Regions from separate parts of the Homo sapiens genome. Here region 1 is linked to region 2. The links are chromatin contacts, found by Hi-C or POLR2A ChIA-PET in ENCODE. All regions are on one chromosome and are shown on one strand. The core of a region is the stretch at or near the end of the contact, and the rest is flanking DNA. Distances in the headings are between cores, read along the strand shown.

Region 1 (6,364 bases), core at 2,123-4,622, 570 kb before region 2:
TATAATCCCAGCACTTTGGGAGGCTGAAGCAGATGGATGAATTGAGCGCAGGAGGTCAAGAGCAGCCTGGGCAATATACTAGGGCCCTGTCTCTACAAAAAATACAAAAATTAGCCGAGTGTGCTGGTGCATGCCTGTGGTCCCAGCTACTCGTGAGGCTGAGGTTGGAGGATCACCTGCACCTCGGAGGTCAAGGCTGCAGTGAGCCATGATCACACCACTGCATTTCAGCCTGGGTGACAGAGTGAGCAGAGTGAGACCCTGTCTTGAAAAAGAAAAAAAAAAAAGAAAAAAGAAAAATAATAATACATATATAACCTGCAATAAAAAATGTAAGAAAAAACAAAAAGTAAAAGAAAGGGAGGGAAGGAGGAAGGAAAGGAATTTATCTTAAAATATTTAATTCAAATAAATTTTAAATTCCTGATCTCTAAAAGTTTACATTTCAAAAAAGGAAAAGAAGTTCTCTGAATGCTGACATTACAATAGGAATACATTCAGGTTTTAGATCTTAAAGTAAAAATTATATGGCTGTTGTCCACAAATCATGATTATAAAGCAAACACCTAAGACAACGAAATCAATTTTCTTATTTGCTACCTCATTCTATTAGAGCCAGCTGGAAAATATAAGAACCACAAGGCTTATAGACACAAGAAACAAGGTGATTTGCTTTTGCCTCCCCTCGACCTTTTCATTACCCACTTACAGACAGAAATTAAACTACTTGCTGGATTTTTCAAAACCAGAATATAAAAGCCCTCCTTTTTCCTTTGAACAAATTGATAAGCATAATAAAAATCACTTTCATTCTTTTTATGTTGTTTGGCCCAATAGCTTCAGGAGCTCTATGATGGTTTATTTAGGCCTCACTGAAGCAGAGGCAATACCCATACAATCTCCACAGCAACAAAAGAAATTGTCATTGAAGCACAAGGGATTTATCATTAGGACGTATGTACACGCCTATCATGTATGTATGTGATGTTTTTAAAACACTCTACAAATGTTTTTGAATTACAACATGTATGACATGTTCTAGCTTATTATCCTATATTTGGTATACCATTTGGAAGTCTTGAATTTGCACTTTGCCAAGAACTGTAGTTAAGAATAAAAGGCAGAGGAAACTGATTATTTCTTGCCTCCAAGTATCTTACTGCCTATGCTTAGTTTACAAGCTCAGATAAATGTTATTTTCAGGCAAGCTGTGAATTATATCAAATGATTTTGAAAGACATAAAGAAAAGCCATAGCTTGGATCGTTAGTAAATAAAGACCTCTTGAAATTCATGTTGACTTTCCACATAGAAAGTGGAAGGAAACTTTTCTGCAAAGCAACTCATCCACATAAAAAATAGTCAAAAAGGACTTCATTTAATTAGTGGTATGTAAAGACTCTTGCATAGAAAAAGGTTACAAAGTAATGCAAAAAAGACTAGGTACAGTAATTTCAAAACAAATATTTAAAAGTATAATTTTGCATAACGTTTAACATTCTCATAATGTTTATTGCTTTCTCCACACAGTAGAGAAATGAAGTGCATAATACATGCTGTGTCTCTTATCTTTTAAACAAAAACTCTCACGTGCTTGATTTCAGCATATTAAGAGATTATTTTGTCATTAAACGAAATCGAAAAAAACAAAACCACAACCCCATTACATAGCACTAGTTTAGGCATGGGCAAAAATAACTTATGTACATCCCATTGCATACATTCATCTTGTTTTGGGATCAAATGCAATCACTAACTTGACAAAGAGCTTTAAAAATTGTAGCTTTTCTCTTCCTAGTGCTCCCTCCTTGCTTCATCACCTCCAGAAATGTAACTTCTCCCAAAGGGTGACAAGAATAGATGTTGCATCATTAGGAGAAAATGAAGAGGATAAATATATAAAAATAGTCCTAATGAAACTGAATAAATTAAACCAAACTCCTACAAACTGGAGAGTTTTCAAGTTGGCATGAATTAAATAGCCTCTGGTGGACACATGGTAGGCAACTGCTCATAGGTGCACTATATAAATGTAAGGTTTATATAAAGCAGCACCATATTTTGAGCCATCCAAAAAAAAAAGTGCCTGGGGGCCTGCAGGCAGAGCAGAAATGCTTGTTAATCTGAGAACTGATGAAATAATTGCTTATACCAATGCACTGCTAAATGTCACCTCTTGGCATGTCTGTACAAAGAAGGCAAACTAAGATAAAACTAGATCTTTCAACTTGAAAATTATTTTCAGCAGTCATTTTGACCAGTAAAACCTGTTGGTTTCAGCAGAATACTCTTCTCTGGCATGGTATTAAAATGTCTGCAGCCTATTGCAAGACTTCTGTCCCTTTCCTTTCTTAACCTATCCTCCACACTCGTCTTCCCTTGTGCAATGTTATATATCCAGAAGAAAACTTCCTAAGCTCAGGCACTTACGAAACACGACTCTCTCACTCTCTCTCTATATATGTATGTCCCATCTAGTCTCAAGAGAATTCAGTCAGGGCATTTTACTTCCCCAATTCAGACATACTGATGCACTGCTGGATGGTACGGTCCATATATTTTCCAGGAAACTTCTAAATGGTAACAAGTGTGAAGTTTTCAAAAGTTGCTGATGTCAGTTACCGAGCTGCCTTGAACCAAACAAAAAAGGGAGAGAAAAAAAAGAGAATACCACATTTCCACTCGTGAGGTTTGTGTCTCAAATAGCTTTATTGTTCCTTTGTGGATCTGTCGGCATCTGTATGGCTACCTTCAGGGTGCAGAGGTTTTAAGCTGACTCTGAAATGGAGGACATTCAGTTACTATTGCAAGAAGTTCAAGAAAAATTTAAAAAGCTCCAACTTCTGTCCCCCAGGGTCGGTAAGGTTTATTGTTTGTTCCACTGCTGGTCTGCTGAGGACTGGACGTGGCTGATACTGACAAGGGCGGGCTGATGGCTGTGGCCGCGGCCACTGCTGCTGCTGCGTTTGGGGGAAGCATGGGGAATGCCCCCGCGAAGGACAGAGGGAAGCTGTGTGCAGCCGCGGTGGCTGCTGCGGCTGCGGCGTGGACGGTGGCAGAGAGGGACAAGAGAGAGGTGGAGAGAGGTGGCACGCAGGGGGCGACGCTGCCCGTGGATGGCATTCGGAGGGCTGAATCCGCATGGGCAAACGTGGCCGTGAGGAGAGCAGAGCCGTGGGCAGGAGGCACTTCTGAAGTTGTGGAGAGGCGACAAGGGGTTGACTCTGAGGCATGGAGGCCGTTGGGCTGGAGCAGGGCTGCGGGCAGGTGGTGGAAGGCGGCGGCCCAGTGATGCGGGTGGAGCGGATGATGGTGGTGGGCCATGGAGGATGTCATGGCCGCCGCCTCCCGCTGGGTGGCGCAAGTGCTGAGATGAGACACAAGCCGCACCCGCAGCGGATCCGAGGAGTCCAGGCCTTCCACGGAGCTCAGGTACCGCGCAACTTCTGTTAGGCACTCTCGGAATCCTATGCTCATGAAGTCCATGGCAAGAGCGTGTGCGTCAAAGTAGCCTAAAAGTGGGTTTGAGCAAAGTAGGGAACAGGAGAGAGATGGGCGGGAGGTAGGGGTGAGAAAATGGTATAGTCAACAATAACCACCCACTGATGTTCCACTCTGTCCTTCAGAAGACTGAAGTGGAACGATAATCCTTTCTGGAAATATTGCCAGCTATTTATGGTTTTAATTTTTTGCAGAAGTTAAGAAAGTATACTTTGCCACTCACATGTGTGACAACTCTGGCAATGCAATATGCTACAGTTGTTCTTGCAGCTAAATATCACAGTGGGGAAAAAAATTAAGAACATCCGCGTTTCAAACACTTCCAGAGAAAGAAATGGGGTCTCTCCCTTTGTATTGTGGGATAGTGAAATTCTCCAGGAAACTTTTTCATGGAAATACAGAGTTCCAGTCTCTCTGTCTCTGTCACATGAGTTGGAGATTAAAGGGCTTATCTGAAACATCTTTACTCTCTTGGCATTTTAACAGAGATGCCAAGTGCATCTTAGCAGCTTGAGGACTTTAGAAATGTGCTAGAATCGCAATAAATTCATAACTGCTTCTTGACTAACAATGTTTTTTATCAACAAAGTGAAACCATCTTGTCATAACTTTGTATAAAAAATTTAATGAAAACAAAATGAGTTTTTAAAAAAAATTTGGTTTCTTACTTGAAGATCTTATATTTCTGTCAGTAATATAAGGCTAAGTTCCTGATATGAAAATACTATATGTCAACGCCTAGTTTATCTGAAGTTCAAATATATGTCCTTACATTTTTCTAGCATACACCCAAGAAAAAAAATGTATATTAATTTTGTCAGTGTATATGCATGCACTCCTATACCTATGGTTACTACCATAAAAATGGCTAGAGCTTGGTCACATTTATCTGAGTCTCTGTCTGAAGATAATACATTAGAATAGAAAATAATAATGTCTAATTATTGGAGTGCCCATGTAGGGCATGTAGGGCACAATAATAATCAGACATATGGAGAAATGTTGCCCACTTTGAATGAGTGACGTCTGGTATATAAAAACAGATTATTTTTCATTTACAACTTTTTAAAAAGTAATTTCCAAATCAAAAGTTTGGTCTATTCATTTTGGGGATGTGTATATACATGAATAAGAAATATCACATTCAAATAAGGTTATTTATTAATTTATTTATCTTTGAGACAGGATTTCACTCTGTCACCCAGGCTGGAGTGCAGTGGCCCAATCACAGCTCACTGCAGGCTCCATCTCCTGGGGTTAAGTGATCTTCCTGCCTCAGCCTCCTGAGTAGCTGGGACTATAGGCATGTGCCACCACACTTGGCTAATCTGTGTGATTTTTAGTACAGACAAGATCTCGCTATGTTGCTCAGACTGGTCTAGACCTCCTGAACTCAAGCCATTCTCCTGCCTCGGCTTCCCAAAGTGCTGGGATTACAGGCGTGAGCCACCACACCCAGCAGTTATTTTTATCTAAAACATTTACATTATCTATGTTTTTGCTGATCAAAGCATTACCTGTTTATTCATCACCTATTAAAAATTTGGCTATCTTAATCTGTAATCAAAGAACTTTGGAGATAGTAGTCACATATATTAAGAGTCCTAAAGCTAAAATTCCAACGATTTGGAAGTTCCCAAAAGATATTTGTGGCAAATATATACACTACTAAAACAGAAACAACAGCAGTACAAAGCTGATACCAAGAGAATATCATGAAATACGGAAGATCAGCAGCAAAAACAGTTATCATCCCAGGACTCTGACATAGTTAACAAACAGAGCCTCTTGGATTAGGATGAAAAGCTATTCCTGAAGAAGAGGTATTCATGGAAAGATTTCACATTTTGGTCCTCAGGGTTCTGTAGGGCTTTGCAGACTTCTGACTCCCATGAGAGAAAGACGGGGGTAATGAATAGAATAGACAGAGTCCAGAAATCCAGAGGGATTTCGAAACTTAGGTTATTCTACTAAATCCTCTCTAGATACTATTGTCATACCAAGACAGACTATAAAGAATGAACTAACAGAATTGGAGCCCCAAGAGCTTCTAAGAATTTTCATTACTGGTCATGAAGTAATTGAAATTTGTGGTTTGCCTGCTATGTTGTCATATATGGCTGAGCTCTCTGTTATATCTTAAAGGAATATAAATTATGCAATTCCTATCCTATTGTGGACTTCAGAGGGAAATGATGATAAGTAGCTCCCTTTTGTGAATGGATCTTGGGCCAACAGTAACATACATGTCCATACCACTCCCTCTACACCAGCACTATTCTATCGGCCTTAAGTGAATTAACTTGTAACAGCCTTATGAGTTATATAGTATGGACACTACAACTGTCCTCTTTTTACAGATGATAAAACTGGACCAGCTCGCAGGGGGTAATTTGCCCAAAGTCACAGAGCTAATCAGTGGCAGAACCAGGATTTGAAATCAGGCAATCCAGCTACAGATACGATGCCCTTCACCACTGCACTATGAGGCAGTTGGTATTCTTTTACAATGTTAACCCAAACAGCCAGCTCCCTTCTTTTTATTTTTTCTATTTTTTTTGAGATGGAGTTTCACTCTTATTGCCCAGGCTGGAGTGCAATGGCGCGATCTCGGCTCACCACAACCTCTGCCTCCCGGGTTCAAGCAATTCTCCTGCCTCAGCCTCCTGAGTAGCTGGGATTACAGGCATGCACCACCATGCCCAGCTAATTTTGTATTTTTAGTAGAAACGGGATTTCTCCATGTTGGTCAGGCTGGTCTGAAACTCTGGACCTCAGGTGATCCGCCCACCTCGGCCTCCCAAAGTGCTGGGATTACAGGCATGAGCCACCACACCCAGCCGCCAGCTCCCTTCTTGAAGGCC
Region 2 (5,724 bases), core at 822-3,321:
AAAACAGAGGTATCTGAAGGCCACTGAGGATAGGGAGACATTCCACAGTTGTTCACTTCTTCCTTCACTCCCAGCTCTCTCTCTCCTCAGATGATAGGGAGGTAAACATGCTTAGAGTTCATTTGGTCTTACACTCAGAATGTCTGCACCCTGTTTCTCTATTTTGATGAACTATATGCCAGGATAGCCAGCCAAGTAGAAAACACTGCCGTTCTTGCACATCTACAATGCTGCACAAGTAACATTTCACAATGGGTAGGTTCCTCTGCACTGTTTCAGTTAGAAGAAAGAACACAATTCACCCAATTTTAAACACATCATTATCCCTTCACCATTTCCTTTCAAAATCAAAGAAAAGGAATTAAGTCCATATTTTGATGGGAGCTGGAAAAAAACGTTTGGACTCTCCCTTCTTCATTTAGAAAAGGAAAAGCTGCCCCCTTTCACAGAAACACATCAAGCAAGTGGACAATGAGCGACATACAGGTGCAAATGCCAAAGGACAATTTGTTCTTCTGCAAAATCATTCAGCAGGAAATTGGGCTAAGAGTATTACTGAGAATAAAGAAAGCGTGGCTGGAACAAAATAAACAACAACGCAACTCCACAGCAAGAAAAGAAAACCCAAGATCAGCAAGGAATGATTCCATGTAAGAGAGAAATGTTAACTGTAGTTGTGAGGACAAGTGAATTTAAAATCATATTAAGATTCCACATAATGTTACACGATATACAAATCACTATAGTTAATATGTAGAGTCAAGACAACAAGAGTAGATGGTGCCATTGTTACCTTGATGTAGCAACAGAGAATGATATATTCAGTACAACATACTCTAAAGCAGGGGTCCCCAACCCCTGGGCTACATACAGGCGGTTAGGAACAAGGCCGCACAGCAGGAGGTGAGTGGCAGGCAAGCCAGCAAGGCTTCATCTGTATTTACAGTGGCTCCCCATTGCTTGCATTACAGCCTGAGCTCTGCCACCTGTGGGATCAGTGGCAGCATTTGATTCTCAAAGGAGTGCGAACCCTATTGTAAACTGCACATTGAGGGATCTAGGTTGTTCACTCCCTATGAAAATCTAATGCCTGATGGTGTCACTGTCTTCCATCACCCTCAGATGAGACCATCTAGATGCAGAAAAACAAGCTCAGGACTCCCACTGACTACATTAGGGTAAGTGGCATAATTATTTCATTATATATTACAATATAATAATAATAGAAATAAAGTGCTCAGTAAATGTAATGTTTTTGAGTCATCCCAAAACCATCCCCCAACCTTCGTCTGTGGAAAAACTGTCTTCCAGGAAACCAGTCCCTGGTACCCAAAAGGTTAGGGACTGCTGCTGTAAAGCGTGCTGGGACAGTCTTCATGGCTCTGAGTCTCATGGGTTCCCGTTATCAGTTTGGTTGTTGCAGTGACTCCCACAAGCTACCAACTTCAGTACTGTTTTCAGAAAAAAATGACCTAGAACCTAACAGAAAATGGACCACCAGGGACAACGGTCGGCTTCATTTGGGTCTGGTCACAAAATTGGGGTCATATTTTGACAGTCCTACAAACTAAGAATTCCTGCCATTCACAAAGTCACAGCTGGTAGAAATTCTTCAAATTATGATCAATATAGTTCACAGAAACTATTTCCAGTGGCACTTTTAGTTACTTTGAAGTTGTCTTCAGCCATAGAAAGACATGGCAAATGTCTTAGAAGCAGATAGCTATATCTATACTTCCTTCTGTCCTAACCACCACCGACACCCCAATGTTGGTAGAGAATTCTAGTAAAGAAAGGAAAGTGGAAAGGTGAGTTTTAGGGTTACCTATAATTTGACTTTCTGTGTCTCAAAGTACCCTTTTTTGTTATGTGTTTTGTCAAACCTAAGTTATTATTGCTATTGCTTTTACTTTATATTCTTCTCTGTGTAGTGCATACTAAACAAACCTTAAAACACAAGTGGCTCAATTTACTTCAAATATTCATGTAAAATAAAATCGAGTTCCTTCAGTATCAGATTTGGAACTACTTCAGAGTGAAAAGGAAATAACAATGAGAATAGTGAAAGGAGGCTCATGGAAAAGTACCAAGCAGAGAGAGGTTGCCAACCTTTCCCCATGTGATGAACTCTCTTTTGACAACACCCACACAATCAAAGGCATCAATGTTAATCATTCAGAAAAATAAGTTAGGTTAAAAAAATTAAGTAAATGACAGGATAGAAAAGCCTTTGTTTTCCTAGTGAATATCTAAAAATGTGTCTTATACACATCTTAAATTAGGTATATTGTAAAAGAGGCCACAGGCAGAGTCCAGTTTCCACTGGCTTTTTGAAATTCTTTGCTCCCAAATCCAGTTAGATATAACACACATCATTTTACTTTGTAGTCAAAGTATGAGCCAGATTTTCAAACACTTCCACTTTAAATGCCTGTACATAAGTCACCTCTGTTCTTATGACCCACACAAATCCTGTATTTAGAATAGTGTACAACTGATCTCTACTGATTATGAAGAATTAAGTAGTCAATATGCCCAACTGGGGTTATTATTATAAAAGAATATACTTAAGTGTTGCTTAGTTTCATATGGAAATTCTTTTTCCAACTTTAGCTTATTCTTTTAAAGCCTAAATGGGAGAGGAATCCAAGAAAGCTTAGGGCAGAGTTGAAATCAACTGAGATGCCTTCTATTTATACCAAGATGACCAGTCTTCTCATGACAGTCCCAACTGTAGGAGAAAAATCGTTAGCTAAGGCATCTACCACAGCAGTTAAAATTTATTTGCCTCTAGCTTAAGCTAATTCTCTAAAAGTATTGCAAGGCTTTGGCCCAAGGTAAACTTAAAACTACCTTAAGGAACCTGCTGTCAGAAGGTCTTTCACATAAGCTGACCTTATTGGCATATGTGAAATAAAGTAAAACATGCCTAGGTCTGTATTTGACCTCACTGAGCAACTGTCTCTCCAGTCCAGTGAAAATCTTCTGACCATGGAATGCCATGCATGCCACTTTGATAGGAGTCCTTTGATGCAGTATGTTTTCAAACTGCAGGTCACTACCCCATTTAGTGGGTTACTAAGCCAACTCAGTGTGCTGTGATCAGTATTTTTTAAATGAGATAAAATAAAGTAGACTAGAAGAGAGTAGGAATTGTTTGGAATGCATATAATAAGAACAAGTAACATTTCATAAAATTTTGTTCATTATTTTATATGCACACACACACAGGCATGCACACACCAACACAACTCAATGTGATATAAAATGTATTTGTTACCCTGTGTCAGTTTTTGAGAAGTCTGAAAACCACTTCTAAGAAGGATATTTAATTTTATTGTTTCACATTGTATCTAAATGTTCACATACTACCAATCTATTCCCTCTTTTCAAGAAGGTAAGGGTAGGAGTAAACAGGATGGGTGCACCCACTTTTAGCTACACTAAGAACACAGCTGTGGGAGGAAGAATCAGCTCTTACTAGGTGAAGAAGACAGATCCACTGAAGGATAAAAATGTGCCTTTCCACTTGGATAACAAGCTGATGACGTGGATATCTTAACAGAGGAGAGAAGCACTGTAAAGTTTCCATTTGAGTCACTGGTTTTTTCCAAATATGGTAACTGGTTCCAAAACCTAAGAAGCTGAAGGCTTTGGCGGAATGTACTAATTAATATATGCTTGGCTAACTATGGGATACTCCCATTCAATAGGTGATGCCATAAAACCAGGACCTCTTCTCAATAGAAACGTCTAAAACAAGATCTCTATTAATTATTCTTAAATGTAAATGCTCTCCCACTCTCCACCATACCCCAGCTAATGCTGTGTTCCTCGACATCATTAAAAAAAAAAAAATCTCAGTTTAGTTTCCCAGTGTTTGAGAGGGTAGTTTAACTAATATCTTCTCTTTAAGGGGGGATTACAAATAAAAGTGCATCTGACACTTTCTGGATTTAAAATAAAACAAGATTTCATTTATTCTTTGGCAATGTGTGTGTGTATGTGTGTACATACACATTTACAACATAATTATACATACACACTACAGTATATATAATTATACATACACATACCAGAGTCTTTGCCACTGTTTGACAAAAATGATTTCATATTCTATAAACTCCTCTCCATCTTGTTAATCTTCACCATTCATACTAAATGTATGTGCCAAATGTTGGAGTTAAAATTCATTCTTTTAAAAGACTGCTGAATATTTCATGGTAAGCAAATACCGCATGTATTCAAACATTGCTCTTTTGATGGATATTTATTTTATTTTATTTTTTTCTGAAGAGAGGGTCTGCCTACCCTACTATAACCAGTGCTGCAATGCATAATTTTTGTACACGTATCATTACTTAAGCTAATTTTAGTTCCAGGAGAAGAATTTAAATTTTATTAGCTGTTGCCTGATTATTTTCCAAAAAGAGTGTAGTAATTCACATTTCTACCAGCAAGACATGAAACTACTCTTTCTCTATCCTTGTCAGCAATTGGAATTATCATACTTTTAATATTTTGCCTGTCCAAGGGATATAGCATAATGCCATATTGTTACTTAAATCTGCATTTCCTTATATAGTTAAGACTTTTCATACACGGCTGGCCAGTTATTTTTGCTCTCTGTAAATTACTCATTCAAATTATCTGCCTATTTTTCTATTGCTCTATCAAATTATTAGATTTTTTTCATATTGTATTGATATTAATCTATTAACTGGTATATGCAATGCAATCCTTTCTCCCACCTATTGTTTGTCTATTAAATTTGATGATATATTTTTTCTTGCAAATATTTAACATTTTCATAAAGGATAAAATGCCTATTTTTTTCTTTTGTACCTTTGCATTTCCAATCCCTTGGCTGAAACAGTCACCCCAATTACTACGTTGTACTTGATCATCTCATTTTTCTGTGAATATTTACATTGTGTTATAGTTTTTGGTTAAGATTTTAATCTATATAAAATTAACTTTATAAGGCATACAATAAAAGTCACATTTTGACTTTTCTGTGGCTGAGGTCCCAGTTTTCTGCCCCTAACTATGTGGTGTCACATAGTGCTTAGCTATGGTGTCAACGTCACACCGTTTTGATAAAGATGGCTTTATGGTACATATTAACAGCACATAAGGCAATTTCTTCCGCTTATAGTTATCATAACACTTTGTCATGTGTCACAGTTTATTCTTCAATAGATGCTCTAAGAGCACAATCTAATTTCAAAATATCTTTGTTGGGACTTTAACTGAAATTACACTAAATATAATATTAATTCATCTATTCAAGTTTTAAATTTTCCCTAGCTCAATTTTGGTAGTTTATATTTTGCTATACTGGGTTCCTCTGGTCCAGGGTTTGACAAACTATGACCTGCAGGCCAAATCCACCCATGGCCTATTTTCATAAATAAAGTTTGTTGGATCACAGTCATACCCATTTGATATTACAATGTCTAAGTCTCCTTTTGTGCTACAATGACAGAGTTGAGTGGTTGTGACAGAGGCGGTATGATCCAAAAAGCCTAAATCGTTTACTCTCTGGTCTTTACGGAGAAAGTTTGCAGATCCCTGCTCTAGGTTTAAAAATCTAGTTTCCAGGCCAGCCACGGTGGCTCATGCTTGTAAGCCCAGCACTTTGGGAGGCTGGGGCAGGTGGATCAGGAGTTCGAGACCAGCCTGATCGACATGGTGAAACACCGTCTCTACTAAAAATACAAA

What was found. A loop is a pair of places that touch in the nucleus more often than their neighbours do. ChIA-PET counts read pairs that join two places held with the same protein, here RNA polymerase II (POLR2A). Pooled maps may share reads with other maps.
Region 1: a map of HepG2 shows a loop between it and region 2 (3-fold over the local background). The contact joins two enhancer-like sites. A Hi-C loop is called at or near these places in 10 of 168 maps with a recorded cell type or tissue (CD4-positive, alpha-beta T cell, CD4-positive, alpha-beta memory T cell, CD8-positive, alpha-beta T cell and 6 more), 22 of 37 single-sample maps with no recorded cell type and 17 of 50 pooled maps. POLR2A ChIA-PET finds 5 or more read pairs at or near these places in 2 of 52 experiments (H1 and OCI-LY7).

Annotation. Positions count from the first base shown.
Region 1 is chr6:125,756,264-125,762,627 of GRCh38, reverse strand. It overlaps HEY2 (hes related family bHLH transcription factor with YRPW motif 2), which reads right to left. Exons shown (of 5, transcript NM_012259.3): 5 at 1,359-3,511. The coding sequence ends at 2,826. Among named protein-coding and RNA genes, the nearest start is that of HEY2, 9.8 kb to the right of the region's middle. Within about 2 kb of position 3,372, at least 2 of the 41 ENCODE cell types and tissues checked have a DNase peak (open chromatin) inside an H3K27ac peak, as active enhancers do.
Region 2 is chr6:125,186,063-125,191,786 of GRCh38, reverse strand. All of the region lies in intron 1 of TPD52L1 (TPD52 like 1), which reads right to left. LOC100126584 (a long non-coding RNA gene) reads left to right here. Exons shown (of 4, transcript NR_149043.1): 2 at 1,123-1,178. Among named protein-coding and RNA genes, the nearest start is that of TPD52L1, 35 kb to the right of the region's middle. Within about 2 kb of position 2,071, at least 2 of the 41 ENCODE cell types and tissues checked have a DNase peak (open chromatin) inside an H3K27ac peak, as active enhancers do.